Linked DNA regions of Homo sapiens: regions 1 and 2 are each linked to region 3. The links are chromatin loops, found by intact Hi-C in ENCODE. Cell type or tissue: ovary. All regions are shown on one strand. Region 1 overlaps HACD1 (3-hydroxyacyl-CoA dehydratase 1). Region 2 overlaps MRC1 (mannose receptor C-type 1). Region 3 overlaps CACNB2 (calcium voltage-gated channel auxiliary subunit beta 2).

Region 1 (4,000 bases), 610 kb after region 3:
ACCCCATTTCTATTAAAAATACAACAAATTAGCCGGGCGTGGTGGCGGGCGCCTATAGTCTCAGCTACTACGGAGGCTGAGGCAGGAGAATGGTATGAACCCGGAGGTGGAGCTTGCAGTGAGCCGAGATCGCGCCACTGCACTTCAGCCTGGGTGACAGAGCAAGACTCTGTCTCAAAAAAAAAAAAAAAAACCTTTTGCACATTTTTTTTCTTTAATGGGCTGTTTGATTTCCTATTATAGGGTTTTGAAAGTTCTTTATACAATCTGGACACAAGTGCTTTACCAGATATGTGATTTGCAAATATTTTCTTCCAGTTTGGGCTTGATTTTTTATTCTCTTAACAGTGCCTTTCAAAGAGCAGGTGTCTTAATCTTAGTGAAATTCAGTTTCTCAAGCGTTTGTTTTTTCTTTTATGAATCTTTCAGCTTGACTCGTTATTGGCATGAGTGCTGGTGTACAATCAGTTGAAGCACTCACATATTGGCTGCTAAACAAAAGTATAACTTTTATCTAGAAAAGGCAGTTTAGAGGTGTCAATGAACAATATATGAAAGTATGGGCCAGACGTGGCGGCTCACGTCTGTAACCCCAGTACTTTGGGAGGCTGAGGCAGGCAGATCGCTTGAGGTCAGGAGTTCGAGACCAGCCTGGCCAACATGTTGAAACCCCATCTCTACTAAAAATACAAAAATTAGCTGGGTATGGTGGCAGGTACCTGTAATCCCAGCCACTTGGGAGGCTAAGGCACGAGAATCACTGGAACCTGGGAGGTTGAGGTTGCAGTGAGCTGAAATCACACCAGACTGGGTGACAGAGCAAGACTCCATTTCAAAAAAAAAGGAGACAAAGTGTGGAGTATATGAAAGTTGAAGACTATCTTCGGTCCAAGCCTCCAAATGGCTAAAGGAGGTATACAAAGGAAATAGCAAGCTAGAATATTGTTTTTCAATGATTGTTGAAATAATGGATCTAGCCAATGATCATCAGTAACTGCTAGCATCACAAAAGAGAGAGTCTGGCCAGGCGCAGTGGCTCACACCGGTAATCCCATTACTTTGGGAGACTGAGGCAGGCAGATGGCTTGAGCCCAGGAGTTCAAGATTAGCCTGGGCAACATAGGGAGACCCCATCTCTACTAAAAAAAACCCCACAACAGCAAGAACAATAATGAGCCAGGTATGGTGGTACACCCCTGTGGTCCCAGCTACTCGAGAGGCTGAGGTGGGAAGATTGCTGAAGCCTGGGAACCCAAGGCTGCCATGAGCCATGGGCACACCACTCACTCCAGCCTGCGGGACAGAGCGAGAATCTGTCTAAAAAAAAAAATCCTAATTGCAGAAATTCCAGTTGCTTTTGAAATATTTTCTGTTTGTTTTATTATAGTTACTAAACCGATAGATGAAGGAAGTTCAAAACTAGTTCAATATAGGACCCTTAAAGAGACTTTCTTTGACTGTCACCCTTTCTGATGGAGGGCTTAGGAAGTGAACCCTGATTCAATTGGCTCCTGGCCTTACTTAGGAAAAACAGACAAGAGGTTAGAATAGATGTTTCGATGGGTCCTTTCAAATCCCTGAGCCTGTCAATTTCTTTTATTTCCCACAGTTTAGTGAGTGGCACGATCATGATACTATGCTAGGTGGTACAATACTGCCACCTATGGAGCAACAGTAGAACTTGTTATAATGTTAACGATGCATGGATTTTTATACAATGCTGTTTAAAAATGTAGAAAACTTGCCATCCAAATGACTCCTTTGATTGGTAGGTTAATAACTGCCTCTCAAACTTATCTTTTGTGGACATCTGATTTGGGTTCACCTAAAAAAGACAAGTGTATGGAAAATGTGAATGAAAATATCTTAATAAACTTTTTGTTTTCTTAGTAGAAGAAATATGGGGACTTTGAATTGAAGATAATGAAATCATAATACTTTAGTTGTGGAAGGTACCTAAAGCATGATTCCGATGAGTGCTGTAGGATCAGTCCAGTTCAGTGTTGGCGCTCACATGAGATGGATCCATCAGTTGTAGCCACAGTGAAGCTGGGGTAGAGTGGAAAGGGGTCAGGACTAGGGAGTCTAGAGACTGCAGAGGTTCTATTACAGACTCAGTCATGAACTTACTCTAAGACTCAGGGTAAGTAACTGAATGTTCTGGAAGATGATTATCTCATCTAAAAGAGTGGCCTTCAAACTTTTTGGATAGCATGCTACTATCAATTAAAATATTTGAGCATAGACTCTCCATATAACTTTAAAAATATATTTATAATGTAAATATGAATTGCTATCATTAACTGGTATCTCAGGGCACAGTATATACTTAGAGCCAGACCGACACAGCATAGTGGCTTAAGAGCATATACTCCGAGCTTAGTGGTGGCTGTGTGACCCTCTCTGCCTATTTCCTCAGTAGTGAAATAGGATAATAGAAGACCCTCGCCTCATAGGGTTATTGTGAGGATTTGAGGTTAATATGTTATGAATTGAAAACAGTGTCTAAGACATAGAAAGCACTCTGACAATACACTTATTATTGTCATTGTTATTATCATGAATATGTCTGCATTTCAAAGGTCCTTGTGGTCCTTTCAGATATTTACTTGACTTCTTGCCAATCTGATAAACAAGTCATTGCTTTTACCTTATTATGTTCTAAGAATAGAAGTGTCATTCTGCCATCTTATTATTCTCTTGAGAATGCATTTTCATCAGATTCAGTTAGTAGATTCTTTGCAGGAATCTTTTCAAGCCATTTGTCCACTGTATGAGTGTTCTTTGATTAAAAAAGTTAAAACTGCATGATAATTTTATATTTCATAAATCTACTTACTAGACTCTTTGGAGACTATCTAAAAGACTAGGGTAGCTCCTCATTTCCCTGGGTGAGTTATTAGAGCTTTTAAAAAGTTACAGATGAGGTAAGTTGCTTAAACTTAAACGTGCTTTTGGAATTGCAGGGGAAACTGGAAAAAAATAAACTTCTTATTGGTGACTTTAGGAAGAGTAAGAAGTAGTATGAGAAAGCTGGTCTCCACAACTCTAGCTTATATTTAAAGCACGATTATTATTCACAGAACATAAGCTATATTTATATGCAAACGTAAGTTTAAAAGCGAGGGCATATAGTATTTTTTTCTTTCTTTTTTCTTTCTCTCTCTCTTGTTTTTTTTGAGACAGGGTCTTTGTTGCACAGCCTGGACTGCAGTGGCACAAACATAGCTTACTGCAACCAGCGCCTCTGTGCTCAAGTGATCCTCCCACCTCAGCCTTCCAAGTAGCTGGAACCACAGGCATGTGCCGCCATGCCTCTAAAATTTTTTTTTTTTGTAGAGACGGGATCTTGCCATGTTGCCCAGGCTGTTTTTTTCTTTTCTTTTCTTTTTTTTGAGACAGAGTCTCACTCTGTCACCCAGGCTGGAGTGCAGTGGCACCATCTCAGCTCACTGCAACCTCCGCCTCATGGGTTCAAACAATTCTCCTGCCTCAGCCTCCCGAGTAGCTGGCACTATAGGTGCCCACCGGCACACCCGGCTAAGTTTTGTATTTTTAATAGAGATGGGGTTTTGCTATGTTGGCCAGGCTGGTCTCAAACTCCGGACCTCAGGTGATCCACCCACCTCAACCTTCCAAGGTGTTGGGATTACAGGGGTGAGCCACTATGCCTGGCCTCTTCTTTTGTTTTTTTTTTTTTAAACAACCTTTTTGAAAGCAGGCCCATGGCTGATCTTCTATCTGTGGCTCAGCAATTGTTGTTGTTGTTGTTTTTAGTGAAAATTAAGTAAATATTAATTGATGACTTTTTTTTTTTTTTTCCCGAGATGGAGTCTTGCTCTGTCACCCAGGCTGGAATGCAGTGGCGTGATCTTGGCTCACTGCAACCTCCACTTCCCAGGTTGGAGCAATTCTCCTGCCTCAGCCTCCGGAGTAGCTGGGACTACAGGTGTGCGCCACCATGCTTGGCTAATTTTCGTATTTTTAGTAGAGACAGGGT
Region 2 (4,000 bases), 300 kb after region 3:
AAGCAACTTGATTTCTATTATTTGAGGTGTTGAGTGGAGTTGTTTGTGCTCAGAAACCTTTCCAACAGTTGCCCACATACTTTTTTTATTTTTATTTTATTTATTTATGTTTTTTTGAGACAGAGTCTCACTCTTGTTGCCCAGGCTGGAGTGCAATGGCACGATCTCAGCTCACTACAACCTCCGCCTCCCAGGTTCAAGTGATTCTCCTGCCTCAGCCTCCTGAGTATCTGAGATTACAGGTGCCCACCACCATGCCCGGCTCATTTTTGTATTTTTAGTACAGGCGGGGTTTCACCATGTTGGCCAGGCTGGTCTTGAACTCCTGACCTCAGGCAATCTGCCCACCTCGGCCTCCCAAAGTGCTGGGATTACAGGCGTGAGCCACCACGCCCAGCCTACTTCTTACTTCCTATTTGTTTCTAAGTTGGAGTATTGGAAACTCCACCCTACCCCAAATACTATGCTGTTTCTTATTCTTTTTTGAATGATTGACTTTCTTGAGAATCTAGCTGTAGAATCTTTCCAGAAAAATATAGGCACAAAACAAACATGACATTTTGCCCTGCAATTTGGGGGCCTTCCTAGACCCCTTAAAGCCATCCAAGGAGTCCCAGCCAGTGATTCTAGGTAAAGACTCCTGCTCGTGGGCAATCTCATTAAAAAGTGAAGGTGAGCTGGCAGTGTGGTACCTGTGTGAGATATTGATATGGTTTGGCTGTGTCCCCACCCAAATCTCATCTTGAATTGTAGCTCCCATAATTCCCACATGTTGTGGGAGGGACCTGGTGGGAGATAATTGAATCGTGGGGGCGGTTTCCCCCATACTGTTCTTGTCGTAGAAAATAAGTCTCAGGAGATCTGATGGTTTTATAAGGGCAACCCCTTTTGCTTGGCTCTCATTTTTCTCTCTTGTCTGCCGCCATGTAAGATGTGCCTTTTGCCTTCCACCGTGATTATGAGGCCTCTCCAGCCACGTGGAACTGTGAGTCCATTAAACCTCTTTTTCTTTATAAATTACCCAGTCTTGGGTATGTCTTTATCAGCAGTATGAAAATTGACTAATACAGATGTAAAACCTCCCAAATATTTCACAATATACCTCAAACTTTAAGGCAAAATTGTTAAGCGAAAAGAAATCATTAAAGGGAGAAAAGGATACTCTGAATTCTGATTCTCAATAGTATTAGTGGCTTTGATTGTTGAATTCTGATTGAGTCCATGTTATAGAGGAAGATCTGGCAAAATCATTACGGTAAAAAATTCATTTTACACACAGCATTTTAGCAACACTCCTTTTCAAAATAGTTCATGAGTTTCATTTAAAGAATTTCTCTACAAATAATATCATAAGTGTCAAGTTAAAGTGTAAAGTGAGTGGATAAATACATCTCATTTAAAAGCAAATTTATACTAAGATCACCAAAATGCAAATCTATTAAAAATAGACCTTGTCTTTAATGTTTATTTCACATTATCTAAGTACATCCAGTTATGCAAATTTACAGTTTTATTTCACATCCTTGTATTCCTGATATACATATAACAGGACAAAGAACACATTTGCAACACTCAGCCTGTAAAACTCTCTTGGGGGAAACAAGATTCTCAGCTGCCTTATTCTTCTGCACATGTACAAATAAAGTTCTAAATAATTGGAGTGGAAATAAAAACTGGTAAAAGAGAAAACTGACTACATTTTTATGCCACTTGAGGAAATTTGTACCTGACTTTTCAAATGGTCTTCTACTTGCTGAGTTACAATTTAATAGGTAACACATTTTGGGAGCTCCTTAAAATATGCCAAGAAGCTTCATTGTTTCTAGAGTGCTTAAAATCCACATGAAGCTGACATCAGCTACCCATCACTAATGCTTAGATGTGGTGCTGTGGTGCTGTGCATTTATCTAAAATATTTTAAAAGGTAGTAATCAGCATTGTTATCCCTCTTTTATGAAAATATCTTGCCAGGCTAGAAAACAAGCAATTATTTCTTCAATTAGGCAAAGGAAAAAAGGACAGACCAGTACAATTCAGTACTCATTTTAAAGAAAACAATCACATTGAACTAAAAATTTTAAATTTCAGTTACAATTTTATGAAATTCAAATATCTCAGAATCGCATTGAGGTACTAGATGACCGAGTGTTCATTCTGTTCAATATTGCCCACGAGATCTTTCATATCACTAGTTCCTGGGCTTGACTGACTGTTAAAATACAGAGTGTTTTCAAAGGCGCCCTCTTGAGGTAGGTGCACACGTCTTTTCTTATAAAAGAAATAGGCGGCAAGGCCAGCACCCGTTAAAATCAGGAGGATCACAATGATGACTACTCCGGCCACGTTGGAAGACGGTTTAGAAGGGTCCATCTTCCTTGTGTCAGCTATAAATAAATAAAATCATTATGGAAAACGTGGAGGGAGGCAGAGGGTTGCATGCTATGCAGAACTTCGCTTGTTGAAAAACTAAAAGGCATAAATATTCTTTCAAGCGACATTTGTCAAACAGAAAAGAAAGATGTGAAAACAAGAGTCCCTGTGGTATAGAGGATTATTCAGAATGTTAAGATGATTATTCAGTTGCAAGAATAATCCATCTGTCTATGTAGCAGTGGGCTAGTTCATCAATGTATTAAAATATATATACCTTATTTCAAAATAATTTAAGGCTGTTAAAAATACAGTATAAGAAGATAAGTAGATTAGTAATGATAATAATTAAAAGAAAATGGAAATGAAGAGAAAAATAAAATAAGAATAGTGGAAACGTGAACTCATAGATGTAATTAGTAAACAAACGGCACTCATGATGTTAATAAGGAGGTTACAGGCAAGCCATAAATCTCACTTTCAGTTTTTTTTTAAGCAGCCAACAAAATGAGTGAAGTGAAATCAGTTACCTAATTCAAGTAGTCTATAAAAATTAAAACAAAAAAAAAATTCTAAGAAAAGAAAAAAACCCACAGAGATTCTTAAGAGAAATTTCTTCCATGGGTTCAAGGCAGCTGTTTGTAACAGAGCGAAAAAAAAAAATGCCTTCAATAACTGCTTATAGTAAAAACACCAACCTGACTCCAAGGCCTCTTTTTCTAAAGTATTATTCAAAGTAGGCTGATGACAAAGGATAGTTTAGCTTAAGCAAATTCTACTGAGAGAGCAGGGGAGTTGGAAGGGATTATGATTATGCCTTTTAAAACAAACAGTACGGATGTATTACTAACACAGAACTTGAAATTTTGCAATGGCCTTACCTTTTGTTGTAAGTAATTCATGAGTAGGTTTAGCATCAATAACTGTGTGTAAAAAAAAAAAAATTTATAAAAACCCAGAATAATTGCAGGTAGATAGCAAATATTATTTGGCTCACAAATACATGGAATCCTCCACATTTGATGTGTGTTGATTGATATATGATATTATGATATGATAGATATAAAAATACAGGTAGAAAAAAAAGATCTGTACCTTTATCTATATATCTACCTACCTATCATCTATCTGTCTCTCTGTCTGAGCCATAGCAGTTGCCTATGGTTGTATGGTGCGTTTGAGTACATTAGAAGATCTGGAAATGTGATTCTCCAAGTTACATTTGAGCCACTGATACTCACCCTTAAAACCTACCCAATCTACCCATAAGTAAAACATTCAAGGCTAGGGGTTTTGAAATTAGCCTGCTGAAGCCTAAGATGTTAAAAAGCATTTGAATGAAAAGTAAAATAAGACTCCAGGCCAGGAGTGGTGGCTCACGCCTGTAATCCCAGCACTTTGGGAGCCTGAGGCAGGTGGAACACCTGAGGTCCGGAGTTCGAGACCAGCCTGGCCAACATAGTGAAACCCCATCTCTATTAAAAATACAAAAATTAGCTGGGCATAGTGGCGTGCGCCTGTAATCCCAGCTACTTGGGAGGCTGAGGCAGGAGAATGGCTTGAACCCAGGAGGTGGAGGTTGCAGTGAGCCAAGATCACGCCACTGGCAACAGAGTGGGCAACAGAGTGA
Region 3 (4,000 bases):
AGATACTTATAGCACTTCCATTCTGACCTGGTCTCACATGTAGGTTGTCATTGGTCCTATGACCTGGGCAGAAATGTATAACTCAATGTATTTATTTATGCTTGCTTTTAAGGAATTTTTCATGAGACCTCTGTTTTGGAATTTGGAGAGATTAAGGAATAGCTGAATTTCACATAATGGATTTTTTAAAAGCCATGAGGGGTTATGAGAGAATGGGAAGGAGCCAGCAGATGGCACTCTGGCCTTCCTCTCTCCAGTCTCAATGAACAAGCTTTGCATTTATGTTCTTCTGCACAAGCTATCACTGAAAAACAAAGAAAGAAAAACAAGTGTTTTACAAAAACTAAGTGTCTATAAACCACCGAAATAGAGTCATTCTAGAGCTGTATTACTGCCATATCTAATGAAATCAGGTGTTAAGACTGTTGTACATGCTTACGTGGGATATGTCCACTCATAATAATCACCATGTAGCTTTTTGGTTTGCTTAAGACTAAAGGGGCTCAAGGGATCCACAGAGATGCTCTTCTTTTGATGGACTTTACCAGATAGTGCTTATACTCAAGAATCTCAGAGAAGCATTCAAGACTTAGTTTATTTTTTATTATTTATTATTGCTATTTTTGAGATGGAGTTTTGCTCTTTTTGCCCAGGCTGGAATGCAATGGTGTAATCTTGGCTCACTGCAACCACCACCTCCCAGGTTCAAGCAATTCTCCTGCCTTGGCCTCCCAAGTAGCTAGGATTACAGGTATGCACCAACACATTTGGCTATTTTTTTTTTTTTTTAGTTGAGACGGGGTTTCACCATGTTGGTCAGGCTGGTCTCAAACTCCTGACCTTAGGTGATCCACCCGCCTCGGCCTCTCAAAGTGCTGGGATTACAGGCATGAGCCACCACACCTGGCCTCAAGACTTACTTTAAATTAAAATAACAGGAGAGAATTATAGAATGACAATCACCAAGGATTCTAAAAGTCTACATAACCATAAGCACAATTGTTCACAGAGCATCTAGACCCGATCTCAGTAAGAAACAATGAAAGCACTGACTTGGCACCAACACGAGACTGAAAAACCAGACCACAGGCTTCTCTTAAACATCAACATGGCCTTGGGAGTGGGCAGTGGAGGGACGCGGAAAATTTATAGCCTCCTAAAAAGATCCGTCTGCTTTCTTAAATTCTTCACCTCGCTTATTTCCTTAGTGCTGTGCTCATCAAAAAGCACAAATAAAATACATATTCAGGACATCCCAAGTATAAGAAAAATTATCTGACACAGAGCAGCAAAGGACAGAACATGCATAGCCATAAAAGAGTTTGGCGAGTTTTCATTTTTATTTCTTAAGAGGTTTCTAATCATATCTAATTCAAAATGACCATTTTGTCAAAGTGTGTTAGAAACAAAGGCTGGGCTTCAGTTTGTGCCCTCCTTTTTAATCAAAAGTTTTGTGCTTACTTAAAATTCTTTGCAAATCCTCAGATTGGTCCCAGAAATGCCCCATTTCCAGGGGGCCCCCTGAGTTCAGCCCTAGCTGGAGCTGAACCAGAAATACAAGCAAAATGTCTGGTCTCACCGTCAGACCCGCTCCGATGGTCATGAAAATTTGGAACAAACCAGGCCCCCTCACTTAGATGAATGTGACGTACTTTCAAAAATGGTAAAATTCAGGCCCTGGATGAAATAACTGAGTTTGTAGGCTACTTGTGAAATAAACACACTGTCTTCATTCAGAGTGCCTGCTATCTTGGGAGGGAACGCTAGATGTCACTGCCCCCATGAATACCATACTGGGAATCTCCGTGAAGGGAAAAAGTCTCAGTATTTCTTGTATTCTAAGTGTCTTGATTTTTGCACAGTGGGTTCAGCACTTTACAACCAATAAGACCCAATGATTTTTAGCCAATAATTTTCTAAAAAACTAAATCCATGTAAATAATTCGTATTACTCTTATCGTGAGCATAAGCATTACATTCTACCTTCCTTCTATGACAAACTGGGCAAAAAATCCCTGGCGTGGACATGACACAGGGACATTCAGCCAGTACACACAGGCACAGCCATCCCAGTTGTTGCCACACCAAAATGCTTCCCTGCTAATTCACAAACAGCCACTGCTACAAGCCCCCAAATGTGTCCTATTACATCAACGGCCCCAAACTCTCACCAGGATCCTACAATTAAAGGAGTTACAAATCTGTTCCAACAGGGCAATGGTAGGCAACCTCCCCGACCAGCTGTTGCCACGCCATACAGTTGTTAATTTTTTTTTTTTTTTTTTTTTTTTTTTTTGAGATGGAGTCTCACTCCATTGCCCAGGCTGTAATGCAGTGGTGCTATCTCGGCTCACTGCAAGCTCTGCCTCCTGGGTTCAAGCGATTCTCCTGCCTCAGCCACCTGAGTAGCTGGGATTACAGGCACATGCCACCACACTCGGCTAATTTTTTATATTTTTGGTAAAGATGGGGTTCCACCATGTTGGCCAGGCTGGTCTCGAACTTCTGACCTCAAGTGATACTCCTGCCTCGGCCTCTCAAAGTGCTGCGATTACAGGCGTGAGCCACTGCACCCAGTCACAGTTGTTAAATATTTTTAAAAGCATCCCTGTGTAAGGTACAAATGGATGCAGAAGTAGAGATCTTCTGTTTTTAATCCATTCCAGGCAGCAATGCTTGTTTCCAAATCAGAACCGGGATGTGCTGCCCCCGTTTTAAAAAATGAATTTGAAACCCTGTCGTGGAAACTTTAGCTTGGGTCCCTTTCAGAAGAACTTATACTTCTATAAAAATTCACCTTTCCCACACACTGCCCCCCTGCCTCCAGTTGTGTAGGGGTAAATTTAAATAAGAAATTCTTTTTTTCAGATACGTGAAGTAAACTGGGAATCTTCTGTAGCCAGTGGAAAGACATCAGCACAAGTTGAATCTGTAGAATAATCTTTAATAAATACAAATCAATCAGGAATTAGAGAACATATTCAAATAATAAGTAGCTACCGTATACTGATCAGATACTATACCATCTAAAACTTAGTAGTTTACATGCATTATCTCATTAAAAATTCAGTTATGTGAATAACTTCTACAGGGTCATCCTGCTAATTCTTGGCCACAGATACTCTGTCCTGACTCCAGAGATGGCTCTTCTAGCCATTCTATTATATTTCTTTGCAAGTAGCCTAAAATAGATCAAAGAATAACTTCTCACTCCATACTCCACAGCAATTTCACTCACAAGAGTGGCTCTCAAAGTTTGATGTGTATTGTTGAAAACACACCAATAATGTTAAACACATTTCTAGTAGTAGAGAGTTTTACTAAAGTGCTTTGGTTTGCAGAATAGCTCACATTATGGAAAGAAGTAGGAAAAATAGTCAAGAAACAGGATTTTTTGAGCCCAGAAAAATTAACACCAATTCCCAACATGACTTTCTGGCATCATGAAATGGAACAGCACCAATCTTTCAAAGAGCAAAGAGAAAGCCACTAACAGATTCCGAAAGCTACCAGCCAGCCCTGTGGTTCTACAGTGACTGTGATTCACAGTTATGCACAATTCTATTCCACATACTCTTAAAAATCAAAGGCATGAGAAATCACCGGTTCCACGTCCTGAGCTTAACACGTGAGAAAACCAAGGTCAAAGAGGTTAAAGACTTGCTTTCCTGAGTTGAGTCTCTGCAACTCCAAATCTAAATTCTACCAAGGCGCAGGACCCTTATAAGGAAAGCAGTCCCAGGGGCCTCCTCTGTATCAGTGGTCAGGCTGTGTGTTACAGGACCTGCCGCCAAGGGCCACAGGTGCACGAACCAGAAATGAGTTTTGAACACACTTCTCCAACAAGTGGCATGCTGGTTGCATGAGGCCAGATGATTATCTGTAGAGATGGGATCCTCTATTCCCTTACATCCTTTATGTGCTTCCTCACAAACCCACAAGGCAGAGAAACTTAAACCAGTGCTCAAAGGCAAAAAGTCTAACACATTTGATCCGAGGT

What was found. Peaks named below come from ENCODE experiments on the same cell type or tissue, not always from the same donor. Only the 100,000 strongest peaks of a DNase experiment are listed, where the experiment ranks them.
Region 1: it touches region 3 in a loop (6-fold over the local background); 37 of 110 quality-filtered maps call a loop at or near these places.
Region 2: it touches region 3 in a loop (3-fold over the local background); 61 of 110 quality-filtered maps call a loop at or near these places.

The regions. Positions count from the first base shown.
Region 1 is chr10:17,605,349-17,609,348 of GRCh38, reverse strand. The region is part of intron 1 of HACD1 (3-hydroxyacyl-CoA dehydratase 1); the gene reads left to right. Among named protein-coding and RNA genes, the nearest start is that of HACD1, 10 kb to the left of the region's middle. In ovary, a CTCF peak has its summit at 1,625; no DNase peak of the experiment used is centred here.
Region 2 is chr10:17,908,599-17,912,598 of GRCh38, reverse strand. MRC1 (mannose receptor C-type 1) reads right to left here. Exons shown (of 30, transcript NM_002438.4): 29 at 3,252-3,293; 30 at 1,435-2,384. The coding sequence ends at 2,134. Among named protein-coding and RNA genes, the nearest start is that of SLC39A12, 41 kb to the left of the region's middle. In ovary, a CTCF peak has its summit at 2,241 (motif pointing left); a DNase peak (open chromatin) is centred at 2,284.
Region 3 is chr10:18,212,923-18,216,922 of GRCh38, reverse strand. All of the region lies in intron 2 of CACNB2 (calcium voltage-gated channel auxiliary subunit beta 2), which reads right to left. Among named protein-coding and RNA genes, the nearest start is that of CACNB2-AS2, 47 kb to the left of the region's middle. In ovary, CTCF peaks have their summits at 232 (motif pointing right) and 1,744; a DNase peak (open chromatin) is centred at 1,759; H3K27ac peaks cover 1,014 bases.